Linked DNA regions of Homo sapiens: region 2 is linked to region 1. Evidence: read pairs that join two places in POLR2A ChIA-PET (ENCODE). Cell type or tissue: GM12878. All regions are shown on one strand. Each heading gives the region's core, and the rest is flanking DNA. Links, peaks and the distances in the headings are about the cores only.

What was found. ChIA-PET counts read pairs that join two places held together with the same protein. Peaks named below come from ENCODE experiments on the same cell type or tissue, not always from the same donor. Only the 100,000 strongest peaks of a DNase experiment are listed, where the experiment ranks them.
Region 2: POLR2A ChIA-PET joins it to region 1 with 7 read pairs; 1 of 35 experiments calls an interaction of 5 or more read pairs at or near these places.

Annotation. Positions count from the first base shown.
Region 1 is chr4:10,725,547-10,741,545 of GRCh38, forward strand. LINC02498 (long intergenic non-protein coding RNA 2498) reads left to right here and starts at 12,045. Exons shown (of 4, transcript XR_925377.3): 1 at 12,045-12,231; 2 at 12,560-13,003. It also overlaps a transcript of CLNK not described here. RefSeq lists enhancers at 2,001-2,130, 2,281-2,330 and a silencer at 6,814-6,863. In GM12878, for the core only: no CTCF peak of the experiment used is centred there; DNase peaks (open chromatin) are centred at 4,718, 5,205, 6,289, 6,955 and 1 weaker place; H3K4me3 peaks cover 1,196 bases; H3K27ac peaks cover 3,479 bases.
Region 2 is chr4:11,393,801-11,409,799 of GRCh38, forward strand. It overlaps HS3ST1 (heparan sulfate-glucosamine 3-sulfotransferase 1), which reads right to left. Exons shown (of 2, transcript NM_005114.4): 2 at 1-6,313. The coding sequence starts at 6,205. The coding sequence ends at 5,282. Among named protein-coding and RNA genes, the nearest start is that of HS3ST1, 27 kb to the right of the region's middle. RefSeq lists an enhancer at 2,985-4,184. In GM12878, for the core only: no CTCF peak of the experiment used is centred there; a DNase peak (open chromatin) is centred at 8,611; H3K27ac peaks cover 560 bases.

The DNA of each region.
Region 1 (15,999 bases), core at 4,623-12,622:
CCCATTTCCCCTCCCCAGCGAAAAACACATTCTGTAGGACATTTAGAAATAAAAGTTTACACTTTGGGAGGCCAAGGCGGGCGGATCACAAGGTCAGGAGATCGAGACCATCCTGGCTAACATGGTGAAACACCTTCTCTACTAAAAAAGTACAAAAAATTAGCCGGGCGTGTTGGCGGGCGCCTGTAGTCCCAGCTACTCGGGAGGCTGAGGCAGGAGAATGGCGTGAACCCGGGAGGCGGACCTTGCAGTGAGCCGAGATGCGCCACTGCACTCCAGCCTGGGCGACAGAGGGAGACTCCGTCTAAAAAAAAAAAAGAAAAAAGAAAAAACGTTTAAAAGGAGATTCCTATAAATGCGGTATTGCAGATCTGTTAGTTTGCCAGGCATGTTGTATCAAAGCAGCACAAACAGAGTGGCTGACACCAATAGAAATATATTGTCTCACAGTTCTGGGGACCAGAGGCTGTGAGCAAGGTGTGGGCAGGGCTGGTTCCTTCTCTGGACTGTGAAGGAGAATCTGTTCCAGGCCTCTACTTGCTCCTGGGGTTTCTGGCAATCTTTGATATCCCGTGGCTTCTGCTAGCATCACCCTAGACCCCCACCTTTACCTTCACATGGCTGGAGTGCAGTGGTGAGATCTTGGTTCATTGCAACCTCTGCCTCTCGGGTTCAAGCGATTCTCCTGCCTCACGCCTCAGGTAGCTGGGACTACAGACGCCTGCCACCACACCCAGCTAATTTTTGTATTTTTAGTGGAGATAAGGTTTCACCATGTTGGCCAGGATGGTCTCGATCTCTTGACCTCGTGATTCACCCGACTTGGCCTCCCAAAGTGCTGGGATTATAGGCGTGAGCCACCATGCCTGGCCCTATGTGTGTATCTGTGTTGAAATTTCCTCTTTTTGTAAGGACACCAGTTATAGTGGATTAGGGGCCCAACCCACTCCAGTATGCCCTCATCTTAACTAATTACATCTGCAATTGCTCTGTTTCCAGGTAAGGTTACACTCCTAGGTCCTGGACATTAGGATTTCAGCATATGAATTCCAGGTGGACATAATTAACCCATAACAGGGTAGAGCGAAGATTTCAGTTGTAGAATTATTATTAATGAAGATTAAAACAACCTTTTTAACCTTTCAATTATATAATTGCAAGAACTGAAGCCCAGAGGTTTTAGGGTAGTTTGAAGTGGGAAAGACATGCCCCTCCACCTCCACCCATGATAAACCACATGGTTTAGAATCCCTCTTTGTGAGCTGCATCCTTCCCGTGGGTATGACAATGCCTGCTTGCTGTTACCTAGCAGGAAGGTTAGAGATCAAATGGAACTGTTGCTATGAAAATGTGTTGTTACCTGTAACAGACATGTATGTGTAATACGTGTTTCTTTAGGGCCAGATAGCAAGTGACGGGCCAAAATGCAATAGGTATCTTTTGAGCATCATCACATCAAGTCTGGAGTTTGTTCCTCAGACACAGCAGTATCCCAGGCATTCCTTTATGTAGTGGTCAGTGCAGAAGCCTGAGACTCACAAGCAGGCACAGGGGACATGTGGCAACAACTCATTCTCAAACCGTAAAAGTATTGAAATTTGACCCAGGAAATCCAAGTCAATTATGTGGGGAACTCATATAGAGCAAGAGCCATTCTCTTTTCACTTGCAAAATTCTCAGCAAAATAACTGATCTTTCTGCCCACTTAAGGACATGAGTAGGAGGTTAAACAAGCACAGTTTGCAGGTGGGGCTCATACTGAAGGTCAGCTTGAGAGTCGTGGAAAATTCCGTGGTGGAACACAAGGCCACTGAAAGATCATTTCGTCAGTTACCAGCAGGGTGGAGTGAGACTGGGGTTTCACCAAGACATTCACTCACTAGCTGTGTTAATGGTGGAATTGGAGGGGGTCAGTCTAATTAAATTCCTGCTTCATAGTTTCCTCCTCTGTTAAATGGGGATACAGCTATTTATGCATACCTTGCGATCAGCTATTCTAAAGTGTGATCAGACAGCACTTATTGAAATAAAGCATCTACACACCCTATGGGCCTGCAGTGCCATTCCTGGGTATAGACCTAGAGAAAGTCACACCCCAAAGGGTGAGGGGACAGTCATCAGAATGCTGACTGCAGCCTTGTTCGTGAGAAGAGGGAAGTGGAGACAGCCAAGCTGTCCAACACTAGAGCAACGAATAAGTAAAATACTGGAGATGTAAATAATGGAACACCAGGCAGCAGAGAGAAGAAATAAACTAGAACAGTGGTTCCAGGACCAGTGACATCAAAATCATCTGATAACTTATAAGAAGTGCATATTCCTGGGCCCCAACCAGTTCTAGTGAATCAGAAAATCTGAAGATGGGGCTTAGCAATTTTTTTTAACAAGCTCTCTAGGGGATTCTGCATACTGTGCTCAAGGTTGAGAACCACCAAATTAGAGGTACACATGGATAGACACGAAAACAGTCTTACGTTAAAAATATTTTGCCTCCTAGAGGGTATCGTACAATGTCTGGAGACATATTTGGTTGTCAGAACTGGGGAAAGGCTTCTGGTATCTACTGATGGGGCCAGGGCTACTGCTGAACATCCTACAGTGCGAGGGGCAGCCCAGGGCAGCTCAGCACAACAAAGAATTATCCAGCCCTGAATGTCAGGAGTGATGACACTGAGAAACCATGATGCAACTCCTTCACAAAACCTCTCTTGTCTCCCCAAAAACAATATTTGCCAAACGTTTTTAGAAGAATACACAAATACCATGAGTTTTTAATTAGGTGTTCCATTGTTCTATTGTGAAGAACAAACAGGAACAAAGCAACATTTTATTCTAAAGAGTGTGTGTGTGTGTGTGTGTGTGTGTGTGTAGCTAAAAGCATTTATAATAGTTGACCTTAGTGTTGAGAAATAACATGACATGATGCCTGAAGCAAAATCTCTTGGCTTCCCCTTGGTCAACAGGTACCTTTACCAAAGAACTGCTGCAGGTTTGCCATCACCTCAGTGGTCACTGATCTGTGTGTGATGTATCCTTTCTTTCTTTCTTTCTTTCTTTCTTTTTTTTTTTTTTTTTGAAACGGAGTCTCCATCTGTCACCCAGGCTGGAGTGCATTGGCGCCATCTCCCACCTCCCGGGTTCACACTGTTCTCCTGCCTCAGCCTCCTGAATAGCAGGGACTACAGGCGCCTGCCACCACGCCTGGCTAATTTTGTTTTTTTTGTATTTTTAGTAGAGACGGGGTTTCGCCATGTTAGTTAGCCAGGATGGTCTTGATCTCCTGATCTCGTGATCTGCCCGCCTTGGCCTCCCAAAGTGCTGGGATTACAGGTGTGAGCTACCACACCCGGCCCCTTTCTTATATTTTTAGCATATACCTTTGATATTATTCTTGACTTGTATGTTTAAACGTATCCAAGTTTGATCACTTTATACAGCAATTAATTATTCTGTGGAATCATATCTTTTGCCATGAACTTCAACCCAGATGCATGTTTTATATGATGATTTCTGTTAATTTCCTGATAATATATAATCCTTGTTAATATCTCATACTCAAATCTTTGGATCATTGCTAAGTGAGAATGGCTGCTTCCTCTTCTGAATTTTTCTCTTTGTGTCCTGTTTGGCACTCTGTACCTTTTAATTTAGGGTCTGGATTGTCTTTTACTGGTCTTACACCAGTCAGAATGGCTATTACTAAAAAGTCAAAAAATAACAGATGTTGGAGAGGGTGTGGAGAAAAGGGAAGTCTTATATACTGTTAGTAGCAATGTAAATTAGTACAGCCTCTATGGAAAACAGTATGGAGATTTCTCAAACAACTGAAACAAAACTACCATTTCATCTAGTAATCCCACTACTGAGTATCTACCCAAAAGAAAATAAATTGTTATTTGAAAAACAGGCCCTCACTTGCATGTTTACTGCAGCACCATTCACGAGAGCAAAGTGTCAACCTCAGTGTCCATCAAGGGATAAATAAAGAAAATGTTACACACTCACCCACACCCACACATACCCACTCACACACTGAAATACTATTCAGCCATAACAAAGAATGAAATCATGCCTTTTGAAGCAACACTGATGAAACTAGAAGCCATTATCTCAAGTGAAACAATCAGAAATGGAAAGTCAAATACTGTCATGGTTTGCTCTTGATGTCCCTTAAACCTCTATACTGTAAGAACTGTAAGGAACGTTGCAAAAGTTTGAAACATATAATTTATGTATAATTACCTGCCCATTAACTTTTTCCCCATGATATTTACTTGACCACGTTTCATTAAATGTTTAAGGTATAATTCTTGCAAATATGAAAGATCACAAAAGATGCATGTTGGAAATTTTCCAGAACGGTTACTATATTCAGTATCAAGACAATACTTTTACTGCCATTTGTTTTTGAAAAACAAATGGATTTGAAATATAGACACTGATTTATATGAATCAAACCTCTAAGTTTATCCAAAGAAACCAACAGGATGCTGAGTAGCACAATGTGAGGTGATGATTAAAAGCCAAAAGATATGGCCAGTGGCTGTGTTGGCAGTGGCTGTGGGGCCCTAGTCACGCCACTGCATCATGAGTGTTTCTGGGCACCTACCTGGCAAGCTCACGGTCTGCATAGCCACCATCTGCGGCCACCCTGGCTCATCACTGCACCATTGAACCTCACATTGTAAAGAATTTCCTTCCATGGTGTGGTGCTCCTGCAGTTTTCCCCCATTTCACTAAGTGATACCAGCATGCCCTCAACTCTGAGAGTCATTATATGACTCATCTGTTTCCCTCACCTTCAATGTTGGTCTATTGTCAAGTCGTACTGATTGTGCTCCCTCCAAAATATATCTGAAAATCTGCCTACTATTCATTCCCATTCAGCCTTCATTGGTTCTTGCTGGATAAATATAATGACCTTGAACTCTACATTGAATTTTTAATCTTGCATTTGAATACATTTCTGGGTGGCTCCAAATTTCCCTTTCCCCTACCTCAAAAGGGAGTTGCAACTACAAGTGAAGTATGTCCTACTCTATAGATTTAGAAATAGAACCACCGCTGAAATACATGTTCCCAATCTCCCAGCACGTTGAGATCAAAGGGAAAAAACCCAACCGATCAAAATCGTACATGCCTCATGTACTGGAAACTCCAGAACTACTGAGAGTTTCATATGGGTCTATTCTTACTTCATTGTGGTCACCTCTGGTTTACAACTCATATGTACGTTTAACCATTTCAGTGTATGAGGGTTTTTTTTAACCATCACATGCATACTGTATCTATTCCCCATGGTACCATCTCAAGCATGGAATTCATTCGCTTAATTAATTTACACTCACATGCACACATACACACACACACATCTTTTTGTGTGTGGACTTTACTAAGGTTTAGTTAGGAAGGAAAGCTACAGATTTCTTAGGTACACGTGACATTGTGATACACGCATACAATGTGTAATAATCAAATCAAGGTATTTAAAATATCCAGCACTTCAAACATTTATCATTTGTGTTGAGAACATTCCATATGTTCTCTTCTAGCTACTTTGACATATACCATAAATTATTGTGAACTATAGTCATCACACAGTGCTATCAAACATTAGACCATATTCCTTCTATGTAACTGTTTTTTTGTACCCATTAACCAACTTCTCCAGAAATTTGCACAATCATTATGTATTAGTTTTAGAAAAAGAATTATTTACTTCTCATCAACAAAAACTTCAAATGAACTATCAGATATTCTTTTTCTGAGACAGTCTCTCGCAATGCAACCACAGGGGATTTCTCCCCGGGTGGTTCGGGGCTCCCAGTCCTCCAGTCTCATGCCACCGGGCTACCCATTCCTCTCCTCTCATGCAGGGGTTTTTAGCCACATCTTTTGTTCCTTAGTTTCTGGTAATCACAATTCTCAGGCTTTTTCTATAACCTCAACTTATGAATGTTACTTCAAAGAAAGACAGATTCTTCCTAAGAGGAACTCTCTTTCATCTGTTAAGATATTTTGTTATTCTCTCTTAAAAGGGGCTGAAGATTTCCACTCATGTTGAATGTTTCTAACAATTTGAGTTTGATATTTACCCTACAGTTATTAACCAATAATTTCTTATGAGTGTGGCATCCTTTTTGTTGCTGCGATATCATCATGGTGTGCAAAATGTGTCAAGAATTCTGCTCTCATGGAGGGCAGAATCCATACATGTAGTAGTATCAGTTACTGTTAAAGTGTAACTACAAAAAGAGAAGGCTTTGCAAGAAAGGAATTCAGTCCTGTGAAATCATACCACATGCAAATCTAACGTAGTCTGAAGTTTGGTGAGTTTGAAGCAGTGGTTTGTTCCTAAAGGATTAGCAACGGTCTCTCTGAGTGGTGGGGCAGGGGACAAGCCCTAGTGAGTAGTGTTTGCTGATTTTCATGTTGTAAATGTCCTCATTATGGCTGATTTCAAGCAATCAATATGAATGTGGAATTGGGAAGACAAGTGCAGTAGCCACCATCATATAGCATTTTTATTATACAAAAATGACCTCAAGATTATAGAGTACAATGTGGTGAAAATAATTAGAAAGTAATGAGTTTTGCATATTTATTACCTTTGCTTTTAATATATTTATGAGTTTATGTAATTTCATTTTTAATAATAGCTCTGTTGAACAATCAGCTCATAAAATGTCTGAAAATTTAACAGTCAGTCTTTGTGAGCTCATTTAAGCTACATCTGGCACATTACTGAAGGTTGGGCGGATTTAACAGGATTTGAGGAGCACACAAAGCTAGCAGCCCCTGCAAAGGCCCTGTGGTGAGAGAGAGATTGGCAAGGCTGTTATGGATTTTTGAACTTCATCTTAATGACAAGTGAAAAAGCTACAGGTTTTTAAGTAGGAGTGAAATGGTATGACTGAACTTGGAAAAGTCCTGTGGTGAGACGAGGGGGTTTTCCACTGTCACTGAGTGGTTTTGTTTGAATTTGAGTAAACACCCAAGGACAGGGGTTCAAGCTCTGAATGGGGACTAGCCTTTTACATTCCATCTAACTCTGAAGTTCCATGGCAATCAAAGACTAAACTTGTAGAGGAGAGGCAGAAGAGGTGAGAATTGATGAATTAAGAACCTAGAAGAGGTGTGTTGCACATTATAAATATATATATGACAGCAACTCGAGGACCAAAAAAAAAAAAGCCTTATCTTTAAAATAAATAGCCACAGGAAGCCAAGTGAGTCAGGTGTTTTTTCTCTCTCTCCCTCCTCATGGGTTCCTATTTTTAAAACATCACTTCCTTGAAGTGTCAGACAATTATATCTGCTAATATATTTTTGCCAACATGATCCTAAAGAGAATAATATGAATTATTTATGCTGCTCCCTTTTGGCGGGAGTGAATAGGACAGTAAAGGCTCTGACATTTCATTTTAGGAAATTTCTAGTGCAGGAGATTTCAGAAAGCACAACCCAAGATTAAGAAGACAAATGAGCAGCTTCAATGTAGAGGGAAAATAATCCACCAGCAATTCCAAGCCCCCCTTTCGGTTATAGCTGTCAATTATGGCATTGGCTTTTATTTCCCCTATCCCCAGGTGATAGCCACAGCTTCCTGTCTCCTCAGCTGCCTGTCTTGGGGGTGCCTCTGCCAGACCTCTTTCATGGCAAGAGCCCTGATGCCACTACAGCCCCCACGTCTGCCCATAAACCCTGTGCCACAATCCACCTCTTAGTCACCAAACTCTTCAAGTCACCACCACCCCGGACATTCATGACAACAGCCCACCTTCCCCCCTTCACTGCCCGTTCAGATCTTGTCCCCATCAGTCCTGGGCCAGGTGAGTCTTAAGAAAAACACCTTTGGAGACAGTCAAGTTCCTGCTTCATTATGTATTAACCATGTTATACTTGGTAAGCTGGAGAAACTCTCTTGGTCTTAGTTTTCTGATGTATAAAATGGGGACTTTTTTTCCAAGTTAGGTATTGAGAAAATGAGTGTTTCAAAGTGCCTAGCACCTTCAGTGAATGATAGCACATTGCTTTCTATGATTATTAATTTTATGCACTACCTGGTTTGCCATGCATCTGTGTGTTTTTCAAAGTCCTGCTAATTTATTCATTCTGAGCATCTGCCATATGCCAGGCACCATGCTGTCCATCTTCTTTTGCTGGCTGTAGTTGATAGGAGCTTGTTGTATTTTGTCCAGAGATGCTTTTATCACTTTTCATAGAATATTAGTTCTGTGTTGCTGCTGAACTAAGTGCTAGAGTTCTACAGAGAATGCAGCAATGTGTTCCAGCCCCAGAGAGTTGACATTCCTGCATATCCATCATACATAAGTGCCATTCTCCTGAAGAGTCGTTTCTGAATATATATTGCTAATGTTTACTTCCTAAGAGTGCATTTTTAAAGTTAGTCTATGGCCAGCTGGCCCATTAGAGATACATATCTTTTTCTTTTCTTTTCTCTTCTTTTTCCTTTGGAGTGGAATAGGAGAAGACAAACCACTACTCAATAAGCATCTACTATGTGCCTGCACTTCTGTGAGGTTTATAGTCATTATCTCATTTTTTTCCCTAGAACAACCATATGAAAAGCCTTTCTTTACGTGGTTTTATAATCAAGTTAGCCAAAAGTCAGAGAGGTTAAGGAACTGATTCCCAATCGTAGGATTTGCAAAGCCTGAACCTGGGCTTCCTGACACCAAACCTGGGCATTTTGTTGCATGCAATGCTATAAATCTACGATTGATTGCATAGTTCCACCATTCTGGTCTTGGGCCCACACATATCTCCTCTCACAACATTATGGCAAAACTAGTTACATTGTACTGTCAAGTGAGACAAACCTGGCATTACCCAGCCGAATCTTTCCCTCTTCTTTATCAGAGAATTCAGGTCACTTTTACTCAGGACCAGTCTGTTGAGAAGTTTGTCCTTTTCGTGATTGAGGGAAGCATAACAAAAGTAAAGTTGAACAGACTCACCATTGAAGACACAGCAATTTAGCAAGAAATATGACTAAATGACTTGCAACTGTATTCACCATGTGTCTTCTAGATTATGGCCAAATCCCAGCTGCCATCACAAAAATCTTCTTCGATGTCAAAATTCCTGGTATTTTACATCAGTGCTTCTTCAGAAAGCTCATCCCTTTCTGGCCCCCTTGTAAGGATCTTGGACTCTGGGGATCTTGGTCTATTTGATGAGTACAGTGGTCAAGGAGAGCCAGATCAGACAGAAGCACCTGCCTGCTACCCACGGGGACATGAAGTTGTTAACAGCAGCCTGGACTCTGCTGGCTCTAGGACAAAGCAGGTGAGCTGAGTTGAGGTGGGTGGCGGGGGCGGGTGGCACATAAGCCTGACTCACACCTGCTGTTGACATCAAACAGTCACATGTTCCTATGGTGCCTGTTGTTTATGTCAATGAAGGGTAAGCCCTGAGGTCAGGAAACTCAAGATTTCTCCCATCCGAATGTTCCTAGAGTGAAGACGGCAAATGTGCCATCTCTTTTCTTTCTTTATTTAGAGGCATTCTATGTAAGATCAGGATGCTAATGCTTTGTTATGTCCATTGAAAATATCTTCTCCCAAGATGGGACTTGCCTTCTCACTGTTTTCATGGAATCTTTTGATGAAAATAAGTTCATATTCCATTTCACATTGATTGGTGGTGGTTGCCTGCAGCATAACTTTACAAAGAGTTCTGAGATCCTGGGCTGGCTCAGTAGGAAAGAGAACTATGATCTATTAGAAATGTCTGACAACCATACAGGCCCCTGGGACTGTTGTTTTATAGCCCTGGAATAAGCTAGCTAACTAGTCAAATGGATTTCAGCTCACTTTCCTGCCAAGGTACCCATTGGATAGAACTCTGGGAGCATGCAAATGCAAAGACAGAAATTCATGAAAGAAGCAGAGATAGTGCAGACTTTCAGTAAATAGTAGACACACACACGTAGATCATTTCTCAAGGAGAAAGGTACATTTTACCTTCCTAGGGGAGGTGAACTAAGCTCTAGATTTGAAGGATGAATAAGTTTAAAAAGTAGAACAAAATTGTATAAGTTTTCATATATGCAAGACTAATAAGTTCTAGAGATTTTTTTGTACAGCATAGTGCCTATAGTCATCAATACTCTAGTACGAATTTAAAAAATTAATGTCAAGTTTTCTTACCAAATAAACAAATAAGCAAATAAAACAAAAAGAACACAAGAAAAATTTAGAGGTGCAGGATATGTTTATTGCCTTAATATTGGTGTTTTTTTTTTCTTGTTATTGTTTGTTTGTTTTGAGACAGAGTCTCGCTCTGTCACCCAGGCTGGAGTGCAGTGGCATGATCTCAGCTCACTACAAACTCCGCCTTCTGGGTTCAAGCAATTCTCCTTCCTCAGCCTCCCAAGTAGCTGGGATTACAGGTACTCACCACCATGCCCGGCTAATTTTTGTATTTTTAGTGGAGATGGGGTTTCACCATGTTGGCCAGGCTGGTCTCAAACTCCTGACTTCAAGTGATCTGCCTGCCTCAGCCTCCCAAAGTGCTGGGATTACAGGTGTGAGCCACCGCACCCAGCCATTGCCTTAATATTGTGGTGATGGCTTCACAGGTATGTCCAAAATCATCACATTGTATACATTAAATATGGGCAGTTTATTGTATACAAATTAGGCCTCGATAATGCTTTAAAAAAATCTCAATAAATAAAAATGGGCAGTGGTATGAACAGCATGGTGCATCCATGAAAATTCAAGCTGTTTTGTGGGCCAGGGTCATTTCAGGTCGGCATAGCCTGTGACGGGAAGAGTGAGGCTGAAGAGGTTGCTGGGGTCTATGTCATCATGAGCACACCTTCTCTATGTTAAACAGTTGAGATCTTATTCTGCCAGTTATGGGGTTCCTGGTCTTTGTCCTATTTATTAGCATCAGGGTGAAATGTGAGATTATAAAATAAGGCTTGGCAGACAGGAAAGACAGAATAACAAGAACATGAGGGAGGACAGGCTTAGAAATTAGTGGGTGGCAAGTTAGCAGCCTCAGCTCTTTCATCAAGGAGCTGGGCTCAAGCTACATGTTTGGCTTTTGCGGAAGCTTCTATTTGAGGATAGAAGGATAGCCAAGAAGGAAAGTTGGGGGCTCAGTCTTTGAAAGATTGGGGATCATGGGAGTAATGGGTTATTAAAAGAGGCTTGAATCCAAGGGTTGGGGCAGCAATCTAGTTATCAATCTTGGAGCACAGGGGACAGGAAGGAGACTCAGGCTTAGAGCAGTACTGGACCATCATGAGAGCAATTGTCCAGCACCTGGCAGAAGGTTGGGTAGCCAGAAAAAAGCTGAATTGACACTCAGAACTTGCAGCTAATACATTACCTGTAACCTTAGCAGAGCAAAGGGGCACACATTATGCCACTTCAGAGACCTGAGTTTCAATCCCCACCAGGCCCTTTGTGCCTACATGAGTTTGAATACATATGGCTGTGCCACAGGAGACTGAGCAGCCGATTCAACAAGATGAGAGTAGAGACTGGTGAGCAGCAAGGGCAGAAGAGCCCCTCCAGTGGCAGGGGGAGAACCTGCGGTTGTCTTGCCAGCTTTGCCTGCTCTGTGCTCTTGGCCTCTCCCTCATTCTCATAGCCAGGGCTTTTGGAATTGAAACAGAAAAGTGGGATTTAAGCAGTTCCAAAATGACAGTCCTAGGTTCACTATCAGGCAAATCTTGTGAGCTCCAGTTTTGATTAATACAGCATCTGGCCCACGTCCCCAGCCTATGTCCAAATGGTTCAGGTATTGCCCAGCCGAACGACCTTGGCAAGTGTCAGGAACTCTCTGAGCACCTAATTCATCATCTACAAAACAAAGAGAATAATTCCAACTTAATAGAGGTGACATAAAGCTTTCTTAAGGATATTGGTGAAATGCACATACCACCCACTACACATCTTTACTAAATGCTCAACCAACGTGATGGTTGCTACGGTGACAATGATGGTGATTATGATGTGTGCTGACCTCTTGTTCTCTGTGAGTCAGACTTTGGTAGCCTCCTTACTTGCTCCACTTGCTTCAGAGAGAGAAGTGCGGGTTTGCGGTTTAGTGAAGGAGCAAGGCTCATGTGAATAGAAGAATCCAAGGTAGAGCAGGAAGAGAAATCCAGCTAGAGAAAGAGGTGGAAGTCAAAATAAGTAGACTCTTATTTTAAATTTTTAATGGCTTCTTGGTGGCTTCAAGATAAAAGTAAGTATACAATTACAATGCAAAGATAGTATTCAAATGGGGAGTTGAATGGGGAGTTCATTAGGTAAGTTGAGTTAACTCACAGGATTGATTCCTTTTCATGACATAAAACCATCTGTGTTTTGGGTAGTGTGAATTGTGAATTGAGAACTCCCCCTCGCCCTTCTCTCAGCCTGTGTTACTTTTTCTTTATCTTTGACTCTGTATCATTAACATTTCACATATCTGATTTTATTATAATTTTCTATTTATCTCATTTTCCCACCAGACAATGAATTCTTTGGAGGTGAGCACTACATGTATATTTTACCTTTGTTTCTCTGCACAGGATAGACAATGAGGAGCTTTGTGTTTGGGAAAAGAATAAAAGTCAACTGTAGCAAAACCTCTCAGAAGTAGGATTTATAAACAGTTCTCAAAGGATGCACATGAAAATGTAATTTCTTGGGAAAGTGGCAAACAGAAAAGAATCAAACCGCAGTTGTGTGTGGCAAGGATAAATATGCAACGCACCATCAATAGGATTTGTTGGGTGAATAAAAAAGCCTTTTAGCCAACAATATGTAAGCAGAAGAATGGAGCAGGAGTTAGAGAGAACCCTCAAGCAATAATGGAGGCCACTGGAGAGGCAAGACTGCCAAAGGCTAAGTTATTGACCCAGTATTTTTAAAACTGCCTCCGAAAAGAAGCCTGAACGAAAGAAAATAATTTGTGCTATTAGAATGTATTTTTCCTTTGTGTTCCTATCTACTTCCTTCACAAGCTATTTTTGGTAAGTTTTCATTAACCTTCTAACAAAATGCCAATTAAATCATCTTTTAATAGGCTGTGTTTAGAAGACCGAATCCAAAGAGAAAAACGTGCTAGATCGACACTTCAGTGTAGAAACCAGATTCTTAATCCTACTTGGATAACAACTGACATTCTCAGTTGTTTTCACCTGGGATAGCAATATATTACATGAAAACACAAATTCTCCAAGCAGTAATAAGGAATACATAATACAATACTAGTGCTGGGCTGACTTTCCTGCTTTGTTTCCTGGTATCTATTTTTTGTTTGTTTGTTTGTTTATTTTTGCCTTTTTCCACCAGTTGGCTCTGTTAACAGTAATTTGTTTTCCACATATTGCCAAACAACCTCCCGGGTTTGTGTTTATCATATAACCTGACAATATACTCAAGTCTGTGTTGATGTTTGAATGTTTTGCATGACATCAGCATTCTCCTATTTCCGGGAATGTGAATTAAACCACACTGCATGTTTATGTTTGGATTGTAGGTGCTCTGGGTGGAGTTCCAGTTACATTACATTTATGTCTCTTGTTGAGAAGCAAGCCCATAGTGAGATGAAGCAAAAATTTAACTTGGTCCTACACACACTGATACGGTGTGGTTTTGTGTTCCCACACAAATCTCAGGTCGAATTGTAATCCCCACATGCCAGGGGAGGGACCTGGTGGGAGGTGATTGGATCAAGGGGGTGGATTTCCCCCATGCTGTTATCATGATAGTGAGTGAGTTCTCATGAGCTAGTTTAAAAGTGTGGCACATCCCCCCTTGCTCTCTCTCCTGCTCCACCATGGGAGATGTGTTTGCTTCCCCTTCACCTTCTGCCGTGATTGTAATCTTCCTGAGGCTTCTCAGTTATGCTTCCTGATAAGCCTGTGGAACTATGGTAAGCCTGTGGAACTATTAAATCTCTTTTCTTCATAAATTACCCAGTGTGAAAATAGACTTTATAGCAGTATGAAAATGGACTAATACAGACAACTTTTCAGATTAATCAGATTTTGACTTTCCTTTTACTTCTGCACATCATGATGCACCCTATTCTCTCTGCATTCTGTTCCTCCTCCCTTCCTTGACTGTTTAATTCCTATCCATCCACCAAGTATCCTTCAGACATCACTCCTTCATGTCCCCACAGCACCATGTGCTGACTGCGTGAAAGAGTTCATCCCACTGAAGTGTTATTAGGGTCACTTGTCAGTCTGTCTCCATTTAACTGTAAGCTAATGGAGGCCAGGTGTTTACATTATTGACTATCATATCCCTACTAATAGAGGGACTGACTAATAACAATAAGTGCCCAATGTATGCCTGTAAAATAAAGAAAATTTTAAAATAAGAACAGAGAGTCATAAGAACAGAGAGTCAAATGAGCAGATACCTACATACACATTTTAAAAATTGATATGGATGGTAAATGACACATACATGTAAATAGAAAGATAATTAGAGGGATAAATACATAATCAATTGGAGACATAGGTAGATTATGGAGACAAAGCTAAGAGGAGGAGGGACGTGAGGATGCCAGGCCCAGGTTGCTCTCTTGTCTCATTGCTTTTTAATGCTTCATACCCTTCCCATTCAATTCTTTGGAAAGTCCTAAGCAGTGTTCTATCATATTCATATTGAATTAGCTAGTTTCCCTCTCTACTCCCTTCATGAAAAGATGGACAACAAAATTTTTGTTGCTGCTGTTAAATTTAATAAGCACTCAATTTTTCAAAGCTGTCTACAGCTGATCTAGTTTCCTTTCAAACTAGTATAAGAAAACAATGTTTTTGCCAGTTATACCTGACATAACATGCATGAGGTGTTTATGTGGTAGGAATCTATCTACTATACAGATAAGAAAACAAAAATGAGCTGTGTCAACAGGAATCGGCTTTAGTCATAGCAGGGCTAGAAGTGGTGGCTCATAGGGACAGAAGGGGTCTTTTCTGCTAAATGAATTCCAACTGATGAATACAAGATGTTGTCAAGAAGAAATTCTCTGACACTCTGTTTGTGGCTTATATGCTGTATGTTTAATGTGAAGAATGGATTACTCTTATTTCTGATTTCTAAGGTGAAAGTTGAGTTAGGCTCATTTGTTGGAAAAACTCTCTAGCCTGCAGAGTTCAACGTAGCAACCTAAGCCTAAAGGAAGTCCTGTTTTCTTTAGGAGTAAAATGTAGTTTTGTTTGGAGGGCTAAGATGCAAAATTGGGTTCTTTCTGTCATGGTGGCTGCCCTCCTAATCAGATATGGAATTCGGAGTTGGAAAAGTAAATAAATCCCAAGATAGGAGAGGAGTATGTGAGGTTAGTACAGCTTAAGCTTCATCATGTGTGGGACTGTGGACAAGTCATTTTTAGTTACCTTTGGTGAGAACTAAATCTTCACCAAATATTCTTAGTGATTTTTAGAATGTTTTAAGATCCTGTGAAGAAAAACTAAACATTTTAATGTTTTTTTTTCTTGAGAACTATAAATTTTGCTTTATGACAAATTGCTATTTTGTGGTGCAATATCACCAACGAGGCATGCAGGAACCACATTCTTCTAGGTCTTCTCCTCTTCCTGTCTCTTAGTTGATCTACTATTCCTCCTCTTTCTCTCCCAAGCTCTAAACACAGGTTTCCAGTTTAGGTGTTACAGAGGTATCAGTTTATTCCTTATAGACAAATTCTTAGGAGTTGCTAGAATTTGTTCATAAACCTGGGTGAAGTAAATTGGTTTTAAATATTTATACTGGAGTATGGTAATATTTAAAAAGAAATGCAGAATATTAGCATGCCCACTCCCAAGCCTCACCACTTCTTAACTATAACACGGCTAAGTTGCCCAACCTCTCCTGGTCTCGGGTTTCACAACTGTGAATCAAGATGCACCTGATTGTTTAAGTTCTTATGACCTAATCCAAAGAAAGTTTGTATCCAAGTGTCTAACATACGGTAAATGCTCAGAAGATGTCTGGTATTATTAAAATAAAATTT
Region 2 (15,999 bases), core at 4,504-12,503, 670 kb after region 1:
GCCCTAACCCTAGGAAAGCAGGGGAGTGGGGTGGACAACATTTCTCAGGCATCTTCAGGTAAGAAAACTCCTGCCAACTAAGAGAAATCCTTCAGAAAATAGTACAGAAGACAATCTTTGTGGCAGCTGGGGTTGAGAGCACTTCCCTGGTAAATGAGCTCTGGATGGAGCATTAACAGCAATAGCTACAGTCACATAGCTGGGAAGCAGAGGAGGAAAAAAGGCAGCGCATTTCTGCCGACTGGTTCAAAACCAGTTTTGGTCTGTCTCCTAAAGTCCCAAATGTTTTTAACCACTAAGTAACATATGCACTGGGTTTATAGTTTTTACCTACTTTATCTCATTGAGTTGGAGTTTTCCCCCAACAGAGTACAGTACATATCTGCCCATTTTTATGGAGAAGGAAATGGAGGTTCTCAGAGTCTGAATCTAAGATCCCATGGTCAGTGATTGGTACAGCTAGGATGCACACCCAGGTCTTCTGGCTCTCTCTCTTTGCTGTTATCTAACTGAGAAATTTGGGCAAAATAGAGTAAAGGTCTTGACATCAGGGATAACTAAAGCACCAAGGTCATTTTCTACATCAAAACACTTTAGTGAAGCAGCTAAATCCGATGATGTCCTCTTTAGCTTTGGCCTTCTCTCACTGTGTGCTGTTTGGAGAACTCTGTTATGTTGCTCTGGCCTTTAACTCAGGCTCAGTCTTCCGAAATGAGCTGCTGCCGGTTAGGAGCATGTTTTATCACGTCCCTGTTGCATCAAATCCCAGCCACTGCTTTGCTTGAAGGTAATCTTGATATCACCCTAACTGTCCAACTCCAAATCCTAGATGCCCATAATTTCCCTTACAGGCTCTGCCTAATAGACAGATGCATATGCTTTATATCTTCCTCCACTTACCCACAAATAGATGGACTGAAAAGGAGCAGAGACATCGGAGACAAAATTTCATTTGTAAGAAGTAATGGCTCTATCAACATGGGCAAGCCCTTTAATTTCTGAGTTTATTTTTCTGTAAAATTAGTAGCCCATTTTCTACTTCCTAGGGTTGTTATATAGGTTAGAAGCAATATATTTAAAATACCAAGCACATGGCAGGTGTGCAACAAATGATAGCTATTTTTATGCAACAGATACACCTGCACAGGAGCCAAATTCACATGGGTGCCTGCTAAGTAAGCTTCCAACACTCCAGCCTTGGAAAGCAGTAGCTTCTCATTGAGTTTAACACATTTGACATGCCACTCAGACAAATCTCTTGCCTACCTCTACCCTCTACCCCCAGCCTCTCCCCGTGACCACTGTCTTCATGTCTCAAGCTTCCCTTGTTCAGAATGCCCTGCTCTGGTGACACTACTGCCATTCGTGCGTGCCCCAGCTTTATGGCAATTCCTCCATGAAGCCTTCCCACAGGAAGGTCAGGGTCTCTGTGGCCCACAAGTTAAGTGACCTGCCCTGACATGCGACCTCTGGGAAGATTCTCTATTTCTTAATATTTCTGAGAAATGACATTCTGGAGAGGGTCTCTGATATTTTTCACCTTCTTTTGTGATTTGTGATGTCAACATTTTCCATTTCTGGACTATTTCCCTGGAGTGAGCAAGAATCCTTTCTTCTGAAAAAAATGACTTGAAGTCAGGATTACTTTTTTATTTTTTTATTATTAATTTATCTTTTTTTTTTTTTTTTTTTTTTGAGATGGAGTCTTGCTCTGTTGCCCAGGCTGGAGTGCAGTGGCATCATCTCGGCCCCCTGCAACCTCCACCTGCCAGGTTCAAGTGGTTCTCTTGCCTCAGTGTCCTGAGTAGCTGGGATTACAGGCACTCGCCACCATGCCTGGCACATTTTTGTATTTTTAGTAGAGATGGGGTTTCACCATGTTGGTCAGGCTGGTCTTGAACTCCTGACCTCGTGATTCACCTGTCTTGGCCTCCCAAAGTGCTGGGATTACAGGCGTGAGCCACTACACCCGGCCAGGACCACTTTTTAAATCTCAGTTTCCTCTTCTCTATAAGGGGGCTAGTTGATTTCTCTCAGGAATGTTGCTGAACTGAATGCCAAACCATGGAACACATTCCCCCACCCATTCTATACACAGCTAAATGTCTTTGCCTTTGTACTCCAAGACCCTCTGTACTTTTATTAAAGTCCAGAACAAACAGTTAATGACTACTGGTTCCTGTTGTATTTTCTTTTTATATTCTTGAGGACTCAATACCATGTTGAGCATGTGGTAGGGGATCAAAAAAGTAAAATTTTAATGAATAATGGTGACCTGTGACACCACCCCTGTAAGCAGCAGGCACGCTAGGCATCGGCCTCTCCTGCCCTCCATCTCCTTTCAGTTGGGTAAGCCTCCAAGCACAGAAGGAGTAAAGCACCCTGTGCTCAGAGGCATGTCACTTTTCCTAAACTTGCAAACCTTCAGGTTGTGAGCTGATAACCAAATGGTGTTAAAAGGATTTCAACCCTATCTGATTCCAGGAGGAAGGGAAAGGGAAGGGGCTGTTCTGACTCTGGAGTGTCAAGTGTGTGAATATTCCAAATCTAATAGCTGAGGCTTGGTTCAGTTGTTCTCACTTGCCTCTCTGGAAGGACCCACCTAGATCCCCCAGGCTGCTCCCGGGCCGGGGTGGTCTGGACAGGAGACCCACCCCTTCCACTGACACCTGTCTCTGTTAATGGAATTGGTAGAAGGCATGTTTTGGAGGGACCGGGTGCTATTAGGCTCCTGAGTCACTGCATTTTGGCCCTGTAAGGACAGCCCAGGGTCTACTACAGGGCCTCCTTTGAATTTGACAGTGCTTGGTGAGATCTAGCAATAAATACCTTGGGTAAGTCTGGAGTGATGGTTTCTTACACAGTGTACCTTCTCAATGACTGGCTGGGGTTGTACCAAAAATGAATGAACAGATAGTGCCACTAGGACCTCTGATCCCTTGCTCATGGTAGACTCATTTGAACATTCCTTTAGCCACGACTCTGCACCCCCAAATGAAAACATATTGAATTTACATTCACTGATCATTTTACACTGGACCACCGCCTCCATCGACTATGCCAGTCCCAGCAGCTAGATTATATTCCATGTGCTGGTCCTGTCTTCCTCCACTCCTCCCCGCTGCCTCTTGCATCCACAGTTCATGCTTCTACCAGACCATCCCTGTCAGGGGACAGGAATTTACAGGCAGTTTGCAAAGAGCATCTTCTTCAGTCAGAGACTCTCATTGCAGTTTCCTTTCAGTCACCATATTCCTGAACAGGCTTGGAAACTTGACTTAACCTTGCTGGGCCCTCTTATTTCTTCAGCTCTTCAAGGAGTATGGTAAAAGCAAGATCCAACGATGTGCTGCAGAGGGAGGCTCTCTGCCTATTGAAAAGTACCATGTCCACCAGGGGCCTGCTGTAAATATTTCTGCTACTTCCTCTGGGGGAGATGATGGCTTAATGACAACTTCAATGGATTCTAAAGAGGAAGGCATCCTCTCTGCTCTCTGTTCATGATATGGGGTGGGGCATAGGCCATGCTAAGGTCAGGTCAGGCTGGAGCTGCTGAAACGTACCAAGGTGACTCACTTCCCTGATAACACTGCTGAGAAAAATGCAGGCTTCTTCTTGCCCTTCCTGTATCTGGGACACACCTCTTAGGATGGAAGATATTTGGCACCTGGGAAGAAATGTTAAGTCAGGTCAGGAAGAACTGGCTCTGAGTCTGGGCTTTTCCTTTTGAGTTCAGAAAGAGTTGGGTAAAAACTAAATACATAAATAACCTGTGCTTTGGCTCTGAGTAGCCTCTAAGCCTGAGTTTATAGTCAATGTGACCTTGGGCAAGTTTCTCATGTTCTCTGGGCCTAATTCCTCCTCTTTGAAATTTCCATAATAATATCTGCATCCTGGGGTTGCTTGGAGAAATTTCAATGAGTTCTTAAGTGTAGGAGATGATTAATAACGTCCATTTCTGTCATTTTCCTGCGGTATAAACCATGTCAGGAAGCCGGTTTATTTTGCTTGTTTGTATTTTCTCTTTTACTGTAATGAATGTTTTATTTTTATTAAAATCCAATGGGTTTAATTCTGTAAAAGGCTGACTGCATGAAGAATGCATGAAAAAACTGAGGATAAGAAGGGTTTATGTGACCATCTCCAACAAGCTGGCTGCTCAGGGGCAGAAGTAAAACTGAACTCCAGCCACTCCTCTGGGGGCAGGTACAGTGGTTCTCTTAGGTGCTACCTTCAACTCTGCCCTTTTCTCTTTTTAACTTCAACACTTGGGAACTTACTTTTTCTTTCACATTCAGGACTCCAAATTTAGAGTTGATTTTGAAACATACACATATTTATGTCTCAGTGCATATGGAATATATGTCTATAATGCCAATGTGTCTTTCAGGAAGTAAGCAGACTTTCAGACTAAGCAAAAGACTACTACCCTTTTAGTCAGCCTTTCACAGAACCGACAGGATGAAGACACGCATAGATTTCGCAGTTTCTCTTTTCTATTCTAATTGGCTTTCTGGAGGCCAGCTGCCACCTGGGGCAAAGTATCCAGGTCCAAGATCATTCTGAAGGCCAAGGGTTTAATCCTCTTTATTATAACTGCTGAGATCAGAAGCATGTGCAAATATTCTTTGAGGTCAAGATGGATCCCAAGAGACCTCTAGCCAGTCACTAACTGCTTCTCCATCCTGAATATTGCTTTGTTTACTTGAAGTTTACACATGGGAATGAGTAAAACTGTGACCTCCAAAAATGACAAGGAATCGCCGAGGAGATAAATCTTACAATCCAAGTAAAAATAAATCTGATGATCACAATGAGACATTAAAAATTAAAAAGAGCAATGCAGAAAGGAGAGGGGAGAGAGAGGATTGTAATAGCCATGAAAAACATGTTTTTTTAAGTAACAAAAGAATTTAGATTTTGCAATGATTGCAACACAGACAGCTATTTTGAGTTGGGGGCAAGTTAATTATATTCAAAAAAACATAGCGTCTCCAGAAAAAATCTTTTTTTTTTTTTCAGTGAAATAGTTTAGTTCCTTCATATAGAGACATATTACACAATGTTAACAACCATGAAAAACAATACAAAATGCCCTCCATTTAACAAGTAGAAAAATATAACTAGTATATATGGCAATTGTGAATCTAATACTGTACAGAAGTACTTTATGGATTTTACAAATAAATTATACCTTAAATGCTTTTTTAAAATTCTTTTTCCCCTCAGATGTACACCAGAACTTACAGTAGGAAAGTTTCTGAGCTTAGCTTATTGCAAATCAGTGCCAGTCAAATGTTCTGCCAACAAGCTCGAAGAACTTCTTATTTGGCTCATGAAAATATTCGTGCAGTTTATTGAGTAGTTTGGGATCGACTTGGGGGTGCGCCCGGCCTTTGGACTCATGTAAGCAGCGGTCCCGGCCGCTGTCCCGCAGGCAGTAAAAGCCCTTGGTTTTGTTAAAGTAGAAGTTCGAAGCATTGATCTGCGGCGACAGCTTTAGGAACCTCTCGACCTTTTGGATCTCAGGGAAGGGGTCCCTGATGAGGCGGTCGCCGTCCACAATGTGGATGTGGCGCAGCGGGAAAAAGCGCAGCCAGTTCTGCATGTGCACGTGGTAGAGGCTGCGGTTGAGGGCCTTGTAGTCCACATTGAGCCTGCCATCGCGCACCAGGAACTCCTCGATGGACGGGTAGGGCTTGTGCTTCTGCATGTGGTTGTAGAACACTTGGGTGTAGTCAGATAGCACGCGCTCCGACGGGTCTCGCAGGATGAGCAGCAGCCGGATGGACGGGTTCATGCTGTAGACTCGCTCAGGCACTTTGGGCGACGTGAAATACGCGGGGGTCTTCTCCACTGTGAGCTGGTGTGGCCAGGAGAAGGGCATCTGGCTGAGGTACCAGCCCAAGCCGTGGCTGTAATGCTCCTCCCAGTCGAAGAAGTGGACCTCGTTCTCCGCGGCCGCCACGTCGGGGTGCAGGCTGAGCATCTCCAGCAGTGCGCGCGTGCCGCCCTTGCGCACGCCGATGATGATGGTCTGCGGCAACTGCTGGGCAGAGCCGTTTGGGGCCACGCCATCGCGGACGTCATCCTGGAGGGTCCCCGCTTTCCGCAGAAGCTCCTGCTGGCCTAGCTCGGCGGGGCGGGAAGGCACTAGCTGGGGCTGGGCCACCAGCAGCACCGCGCCCAGGAGCAGCGCGGCCATGCTGGACACCACGGTGGCTTCACTGGGCCGCGCGCCGCTGGGTCATGAAGTGCCGCAGCAGGGAAGCCTCCTAGTCAGTGGCACATGGGCGTTTCAGGCCTTCAATTACTAGGGAACAAAAAGGGAAGATATTAACATATAACAAATACAGGGATAATTCAACTAACAACTCTGTAGCCACTCTGTAGTGAGGCCTATATTCACCTCCCCAGGACTCTCAGTTTCTTATCCTATACAGGAGCCGATGGCAAACATTTTCTGCAAAAGTCCAGAGAATAAGTATTTTAGGCTTTAGGGGACATACTTTATGCCAACTCCAACTCCAACCGTGCTATTATAGATGAAATGCAGCCATAGACAACACACAAGGGAATGGGTGTGGTTGTGTTCCAAGAACACTCTATTTATGGGCACTGAGTGAATTTCATATAATTTTCACGTGTCATTAAATATTATTTTCCTTCTTACTATTGTTATTTTTTGCAATCATTTTATATGTTTAGCTGGCTGCATACAACCAGGCCAGGTTTGCCTCCCTAGTCAGAGCATGCTAACCCTTGCTATAAAGGAAAGGGTTGGGAAGACCCTTTGGAACTCAGCAAAAATCAATAAAATATCTACTACTCACCAGTCCCTGGCAAAGGGGCAGGTGATATAGAAGCAGGCTTTGTTCCTGCCCCCACTCTTCCAGCCAGGGGCTCCTAATCTAACAGAGCATGTGAATTAGTATGAAAGATTGCATGATTAGTCCCAATTCTTCACCTTGTGTCCAACTCTTGAATTGGCCTTGCTACTAGCATATGAGCAGATGTGACAACGTATCAGTCCCCAGCCTGGCTGCAAGAGGCCTTGTGTGTTTTTGCTCACCCTCTTTCACTATTGGCTTTGCCATGAGAAGAATATGCCCTGGCTAGCCCATGGTCCCAGAGGGAGGATGAAAGACACACAGAGCCATCCCAGCTCATGAGTGAAGATGCATGATTGTGGTTTTAAGCCCCTGAGTTTTGGAGTGGTTTGTATTGCAGCGGGAAATTGGCAAAAGTTAATTGACGCAGCCTGACTGTAGGCATCAGGGAGATATATGTTATGATTGTAATTTTGGTAGGGTACTATGAAGACACATGTTCATTCATTTTGCCTAAAATAATTGGGGATGGTTTCACAGTGGAGGAAACATTTGAAATAGGCCTGGAGGGATAAACAAGTGAAATTACTACAAAGTGCAAAAAAGCCTTCATTTGTACAAAGCTTTACTATTGATAATGTGGTCTCATACTATATTCAGCTATTGTCACTACAACCCTACACTGTAAGGTAGGAAGGCAAGGCAGATGTCACCGCCATTTTTTTTTTTTTTTTATGGAGTTTTGCTCTTGTTGCTCAGGCTGGAGTGCAATGGTGTGATCTCAGCTCACCGCAACCTCCGCCTCCCCGGTTCAAGTGATTTTCCTGCCTCAGTCTCCCGAGTAGCTGAGATTACAGGCATGTGCCACCACGCCCAGCTAATTTTGTATTTTTAATAGAGATGGGCTTTCTCTATGTTGGTCAGGCTGGTCTCGAAATCCCACCCTCAGGTGATCTGCCTGCCTCGGCCTCCCAAAGTGCTGGGATTACAGGCATGAGCCACTGCGCCTGGCCTGTCACCACCATTTTATAGAGGGTAGTCTTGTCTAAGGACACAATTCTATTAGTCTATTTCAAAATTTAGAGCCCAAATTGAAAACTCTAAACTCAGTGTTCTTTATCCACAAACCACATCTTTTCCACAAAACTTCTCCTCTTTACCTATTTAAGATTTATAACATTTAGGCAGTAAAGGACACAGGAACTGCTGGCCTAGATGCTGTGGGGTTCCACAAGACAGACCAGTCAAGGGTTTATGTTTTCAAGGAGCTGATACTCATCAGTCTGTGTTTCACGCTATCCCCTAAAGAGGAGATTAGTTGCTTTCACTTGAGTCATCTCTGTTAAAACACATTAAGGGAAGCGTAAGAGACAGGCCTGGCTTGGGGACTGAGGGATTTACAAAGCTAGTAAAAATATTCTCCATCAAGAGGACTCATCATCTTTTGTACGGTAGTTTCAAAATTTACTTCATTAGTTTAAAACTTGTCCAGAATGAATAAAGGAAGAACAAATTCCAGGACATCCATTTTTATGATCAACCAGCTAATCTACCTTTCTCAGATATTGTTATCTTCTTTGAAAAACATATTAAAGAGCAAGTAATCAAATAGATGGAAGGTTTTAGAGAACCACAGTGCACTGGAGAAGGGACCTGAGAGATCAGTGATGTAACTCTTTAAGAAAAAATCAAGAATGCTTTAGAAAGGATAGCCAAGAACGATGAGGTTTCAGGTTGGTTCTACCGATTGGTGAACTAAATTTAACAGGCCAATTTTTTTAGTCAAGTGATGGTTTCAGGGTGTTTCAGCTGAATTTCATTTCCTTCTCAAGTCACCTATGTGGTTCGACCAAATGTACCAATTGTGCTTGGCTCTTACATGTTTGAGATGTGAGAATGTATGCAATTGTATGTGCATGCTTGAGTGTGTCTGTATGTGTATGCATGCATGTGTGTGTGTGTGTGCAGGTATAACAGGTAGGTCAAGTGAGAGAGGGACTAACTACTACCCTTTAGAGAGCTATACTGTGTGTTGGTCACTGCTATCACCATCTTATAGTTCCATGTTCAGACTCAGGGAACAACACATTCATATTATTTGATACCTAAGTGTAGAGGCAGAGGCCAGATCTGAAATTCATATTATCTGACTGTTTATGCTCCTTCAACTCTAACCTGAGGCATCCTGGTTAGTGTAGTGTACATCTGAGGTTTCTTTCCTGAAGGAGAATTACCAGCAGACAGTAGAGAAGAAACTAAATATAGTTTGTCCTTTATGAAAGAAAATAACAACAACGTATTGGGAAGTTAAGTAGCTTATAAGCTCCTTGTTTGTATTTTAATCCTTTCTAAAAATGTATTTACTTATGTCTAGACCTTTTTCATTCAAAAATATTTGAGGCTAATAGAGAAAGAAATTAGCTAATGTCTTATATACACATATGCAAGTATATACGCACACATATACATACACACATACTATATATAGCATATATATCATGTGTATACCCCATGTGTATCTTTTATGTGTATATGTAAAAATGTGTATAAGTACATATGTGTTTGTGTGTGTAAATGTATGCACACATATATTCATAGCTAAATATAGTATAACCTGTTTTATATTACATACACACTGTGGGCATTGGGAGCCAACTTCCTCTTGTGGTTTTGTAATTTGGACTTCCCAGTGGCACAGAAAGGATTTCTGGTCCTTTTTGTAACACTCTCAGAAACAAAAAGATTCCCAAGCTCAGGTGAACCTGTAAGCCATTCCTGTGTGCCACCTTGATCTTGACAATGAAGTTATAAACATCAGGGAAGAAGGGAGTCACTTAGTCCCTGCCTTTCACACCCCAAGATGACTTGCCCAGTGTCACATAGTAAATCTGTTCCTAGGACTTTTGGCTCCAGAAGTCCAGTTCTGTAGTCTAGTTGCTGTTACTACTGTCTTCCGAGTAAGTGGTTGTAATGTAAAATAATGACAATATTTTTGGGATTCCATAGAAGAAAAACCCAACAAAATCTACCCAGCAATGACAACTCCCTGGCCACCAACTTCCAGTGTCAGCTGACACACAGGGTATGTGTAGTACAGGGTCAAACTTGCTCATTTGTTCTGTTCAGTAGAAGGGTCCAAATGAATTGCACAGGCCCTGGAGTCAGGATTCCTGTCTCTAGTTTGGACCTTGGTCAAAGTGACTTAACCTCTCTTAGCTTCAGTTTCCTCATCTGTAAAATGGTAATAATTCCACCTGCTTCAAATGATTACTTTGAGACTGAAATGAAACAATGTGTGTCAGGACTGTCCAATATAAATATATTGTGTATAACATATGCATTCAGACATTTTAAAACATATATTCTACATAGCTTAATAGATCTAAAGTGTTATCACTCTAACCTATAATCACTATATAATTTTTCTTTTTTGAGACAGAGTCTTCCTCTGTCGCCCAGGCTGGAGTGCAGTGACATGATCTCAGCTCACTGTGACCTCTGCATTCTGGGTTCAAGTAGTTCTTGTGCCTCAGCTTCCCAAGTAGCTGGGACCACAGGTGTGTGCCACCACAGCTGGCTAATTTTTGTATTATAATTTTAGTAGAGATGGGGTTTCGCCATGTTGGTCAGACTGGTCTCGAACTCCTGACCTCAAGTGATCCACCTGTTTCGGTCTCCCAAAGTGCTTGGATTCCAGGTGTGAGCCACCATACCTGGCCTAATCACTATATAAAATTAATGAAATATTTTGCATTTTTTTCTACCCAGTCTTCAAAATCCAAGTGCATATATATTTCCTGTGTAGCACATCTCAAGGACACATATGGCTGGTGGCAATTGAGTTAGAGAGCACAGAGATAGATAGCACTGGGCATGTTTGCAATTCTTAATCTGAGAGGTCTTTAAGTGTGGAACACACTCTCCTGAAAGCAAGATTCTCTACGCACTCACAGATTAGGAGCTTCCTGAACAGGAGAAGAACCAGGAAGGCAGGTTTGAACCTGCAGGCAGCACAAAGGCAAATTCGATCTTCTCCCTCAAGAAACAAACCAGGTAAAAGTAAACAAATGGGACCTTTTGACAGTTGAAGCACTTGGCTGATGTGGGCATGGATACAGAATTCTCTATAGCACCTGGAGCTGAGGCCACATCCTTGGCAAAAGCAATGATTGCAGCTCCCATCTGCAGCAATTGCTACTGAGCAGGCACTAGACTGGCAACTTTCCACACAGGGCTTGCTGTAATCCTCACTGCAAGTCCTCAAGGTAAGTGATGTTTTTATTTTAAAAAGTGAGGTTCAGAGAAATGAAGTCTTGTGTCTAGAAAGTTAGAGGAGGTGAAAGGATTCAAACTCAGTCTAAACAAAGCCAGGAACTTCACTGTCACTTTCACTTTTCTTGGCAATGTCTGGAGTTAGTGAGCAAGTTATTAATGAACTTGGCTCTACTTCTTTGGTCCTGTTGAATAGTTGTGCCTTGCACCAATTCTTTGATGAAGGACAGAATTTCTGTGAAGGCCCAGACTTGCTAAGATGGGCAAAATGAACCTCCGATGGGTTAATAGGTCCCAAAGGGAGACCCAGCTACCCCTCCATTTACTTCCCTTTATCAGGGAGGCTGTTTTCTGGGTGTTATGGTGAAAACCCAAGGCCTGAGTTTCATGAATTGAAAAGATTAAGGTCCTTCCTATCAGCAACAGTAAGCTTCCTCGAGTCCCACTGTGAAGACAGTAGCCACATGCCAGGCATGGGAAACCCAAGGGAGATTCCACAGAATCTTCCAGATGGAGGCTTCCCTTGCACTTGGAATTAAATCTAAACTCCTTTCCAAGGAGGCCTTTCCTGCAAATGGAGGTCTTGCCTTGCTCTACTCTGTCCCCTCGGGCCTGGCATGATTTCTGGTATATAGCACATACTAGACATTTTGTTTGCTGAATGAACTTGTCAAATGCAGTAGACAGGCAAATAGCTGGAAGGTACTGGGAACATATTTTAACACAGTAGGAAGAGAAACTTTAAGGGTTTGAAACTTCTGTCTCTAGAGAGTCAAGCAGAAACCAGATGTTGAAAGGGGGACTCAGCATTTCTAATCGTGATTGGGCGACATCACCTGAGAGCCTAGAAAATATTTGGATTAAAAAAGAGGGGAAGCAATGAAATAACCCTTCAAAAATATTTTCATTTTCTCCTTATGTCTCCTTATTACATAATTCACATCATGACCTAGATTTCAAATGTAATTAACTGTAATATATTCTCTCAGTCCCACTACTGGAACATATTCATAGATGAAATGAAATAACTAGGATATTTCACAAGAGGTACATTTAATGAATCTGGAACAGCGATGCCTGCCATCTGTCTGTCTGCAGGACACCTTCACAGCCCCTCAATGAGAGATGGTGACACACTGTCACAGGCAGGAATCTCCTCTAGGGTAGCAGGGATGATCAAAGCATACAACCACAATTCACTTATGGGATTTAACAAAAGGGTTAGAAGGAAAGAGATTACCTGCTGAGCACTCACTGGGTGCCAGGTGGTAAGCACTTGGGTATAAATTATTTCTTCTAATACTTGCAACAATACAAGAGGTGGTTGTTCTCATTTTATTTTATATTTTTAAGCAATAAAAAGGTGGTGGGGAGTAGTAGATGAGCAAAGAATCTTTTGCAATCAGGTAAATCCAAGCTAGAATTCTTACTGCTAACTGACCTCAGTAAATGTCTAACCTCTCTGGGTCTCCACATTCCCCTCTGCAAATATGAGCTTAAATCTACTTGATAGGGGTGTCATCATAATTAAATAAGATGACCCATGCCAAATACACGGCACAGTGTCTGGCACACAGTTATTCAACAAATGTTAATGGCCTGCCTTTCATATTCATATCTGCCATGACAGAAATGGATACATGCTGTTAAGGTTAAATGACCTCCTCAAGGTCACAGAACCAGGAAATATCAAAACTAAAATATTCCACTGGCCATCCTCAAAGCCCACGGTGTGCTTTTGTCCCCTTTGAATGGTGATGCTTCCCCTTGGGCAGTGGGGAGTGCATTCCAGGCAAGGGAGAGCTTACTTAAAACCACAATGAGATAGAAGTGTGAGATTTATTATACTGTTATGCGAGAACTGCTTCTTTCCAAGAATCCCATGGTGTTGAGTGATTTAATTTTCTGGAACGTACTGAAACATGAGAAACACAGGTTGAACAACAAAACTGTCTTTTTTTTTTTTAATCTACCAAACTTCTGGGCAATCAAAAGTATAAGATTATTTTTTCATTGTTAAGAACGAAACATGTCTTCACTTTCATCTTTGCATAGCTATGGAAGAGCACCTCACAGTGGTGTCAGATTTTCATCCTTGGCAGGTCATTTTAGAAACAATGAAATTGGAAATACGTTTAGTTTGTGCCTGTCAGCCTATGAGAGGACAGTGATATTTCAAGACCTACATAAATATTTATTTTCTTGAAATTGCCTATACATGTCAATCTTCAACAAATGTTGACATTCACTTTTGTTTGGATTTCCTTATGGTAATTGCTGTGAGGTGGGATGGGGTGAAAAGAGTTTAGGGTAGAAAGGACCGTAAGTCAGGCCACATAATGTTAATAAGCTTCCTTGGACCACATTTACTATGCAGTGGGGGATAAGTTACAGTAATTGGCCCCACTTTTTCCTTGAAAAAGAGGAGGACTATTCGAATATCTCCTCCTCTAGCCTTCTGTGCTTCCTTGAATCCTCTGCATGTCTGAGAGGTGCCATATTTACAAACGTTTAACTGGATAATAAATTGAATTCTCTGAAATTGAAGGAAGGAGATGCTTTGGCAAGCCAAGGGAGGCAGCTTGGTGTAGTCACTGGGATAAGGATTCCCATCTTGGTGTTATTTGTGAGCCTCTAAGTGCTCCTTGATAAAATGAGAATGATAAATGCAACCTGTCCCATAGGTGGTCTGAAGTCAACCCACACAACATTATTGTCCAGATCAGGTGAAGGATTATGGCCCAAGGATCTGGATAAAAAATTCGCATGAGAGGTAACTAAAGATTTCCTCCTGGGAGGGACTTGTGGCTGCAAGTTACAGTCATCAGGCATAGTGCTTTCCAAACATGCATATGCACGCAAGTCACTTGGAAAGCCAGTTACAAATGCAGATTCTAATGCAAGAGGCCTGAGCAGAGGCCTGGGATTCTGTATTCCTCATAAATTCCCAGAGGAGCTGATGTAACCCTCGATAGTCTTTGGCATGGCTAGGACCCTGTGAGCTTAGAATGTGGGTGCCAATTCAGATTCTGATACTCTTGGCCTGGGGCAGAGATGGGCAATGTCTTTTGTTTTTTATTTGTTTGTTTCCTACTGTTGTTGGGGTAGTATATTTTTAATTCCAGGACTGAAAACAATTGTGGTAGACAAAATAGACAGGGATTATTTTGTCTGCTGAGTTTGTATTTTGGGAGGCGGGAGATGGAGGAAAGATGCTGGGAATTAACAGGATTTAGAGCCAAAAACCCAGTCTCAAATCTTAGCTCTGTAACTTGAAATCTGCAAGACAGCCCTGAAACTCAGAGCTTGAGATTGAATGTCTTGGCCCTACATATTTACTGTGAGGATTAAATAAAAAAGTACATGTGGCATGCTTAGGGCATTGCCATACTGACTGGCCTGTGGTAAGCTCTCAAATCATGGTAGCTATTTTTGTCCCTTAAAAAAAAAATGTTGGGTGGTATAAATGGGATCCTGGGATGATAATTAGTCAAACACATTTGTTCATGATGCAAAGTACTGCAGTGACTCAACCAGACAGAAGCTCAAAGAAGAAAGGACAGTGACACATAGAAATAATTTAGCTCTCTGTAGAAGGGCACGCAGTGGCTGTGGGTCCTTCATAAAGGGCTCCTGAACGAATGATGAGCAGCCAGGTGTGTGCAGTGGTGAGGCAGGCCCCAGTGAAGGAAGAGGAGAAGTTACTTCTCAACATGTTTAATCTGCATTGCTGTGCACAGAAGGCAGCAGTGACCTAAATAAATCCTTCATTAGAAGCAGAAACACACTGGCTCAGGCACTGTGCAGCAGAGCTCCGTGACAGGAGGGCGGACAGACGGGGCTTCTCTTATTACTCAGTGCAACTGAGTGGAAGAGGAGCCCCATAGCAGACAGGAGACAGGACCTGGGCTGCCTTGGGCCCACAGTGGGGTGCATGGCTTCAGCCCCTGCTCCAGGTATGACTGAGCCTCTGAGAGGTGCCATCTTAGCTGAAGAAGCTCCCCTGGCTGGGGTGGACAGTCATCTGTCACCCTGCAGATGGTGAGTACCCACAAATCTTTTATGTTAACCCAGAAGTGGTCAGGAAAGACACACAAGGCATCAGAGGCAAAATAGCCATGTGCCATCATCTTGTTCTGTCTTATCATTTTGCAGATAGACAAACTGAGGTAAGCAGAGAACAAGAACCCCAAGGTCAGGCCTGCAGGGACTGAACTGACTCAGAAACATGGGTCTCCCAATTTGCATCTTACTAACCCCCAGACACATGGAAATCTGTCCTTTTTTGTTTGGGTAAGGAAGATTGGAATAATTCACAGCTGAAAATAAATTTATACAAACCAAAGTAAATTGTTTCCCCTGAAACAATTTGGACAAACAGGGAGAGATGATTTGTCTCATTTCTTGAGCCAGGTTGTTATGGACTGAATGTTTTTGTCCTCCCCAAATTCATAGGTTGAGACCCTAACCCTCAGTGTGATGGTATTTGGAGGTGGGGGCTTTAGATGATCGGATTTCCATAAGGTTGTAAGGGTGGGGCTCCATTCTGACAAGATTGGTGTCCTTATAAGAAGAGGAAGATAAAACAGAGCTCACTCTGTCTCTCTCTCTCATTCTCTCCACCATGTGAAGGCACAGGCAAAACGTGGCCCTCTGCGAGCAAGGAATGGGGTTTCATGAAGAACCACTTCTGCTGACACCTTGATCTTGAACTTCCAGCCTCCAGAGCTGTGAGAAATAAATATCTATTGTTTAAACCATCCATTGCAAGGTATTTGATGATAGCAGCCCTAGCTGACTAGTACATGGTCCTCAGAATAATTAGTAAAGCAAAACTGTTTGGCTGGGACTTCCTCCACTGTGTGTATTTCCAGGGGCAGCACTCAGATGCTTCCAG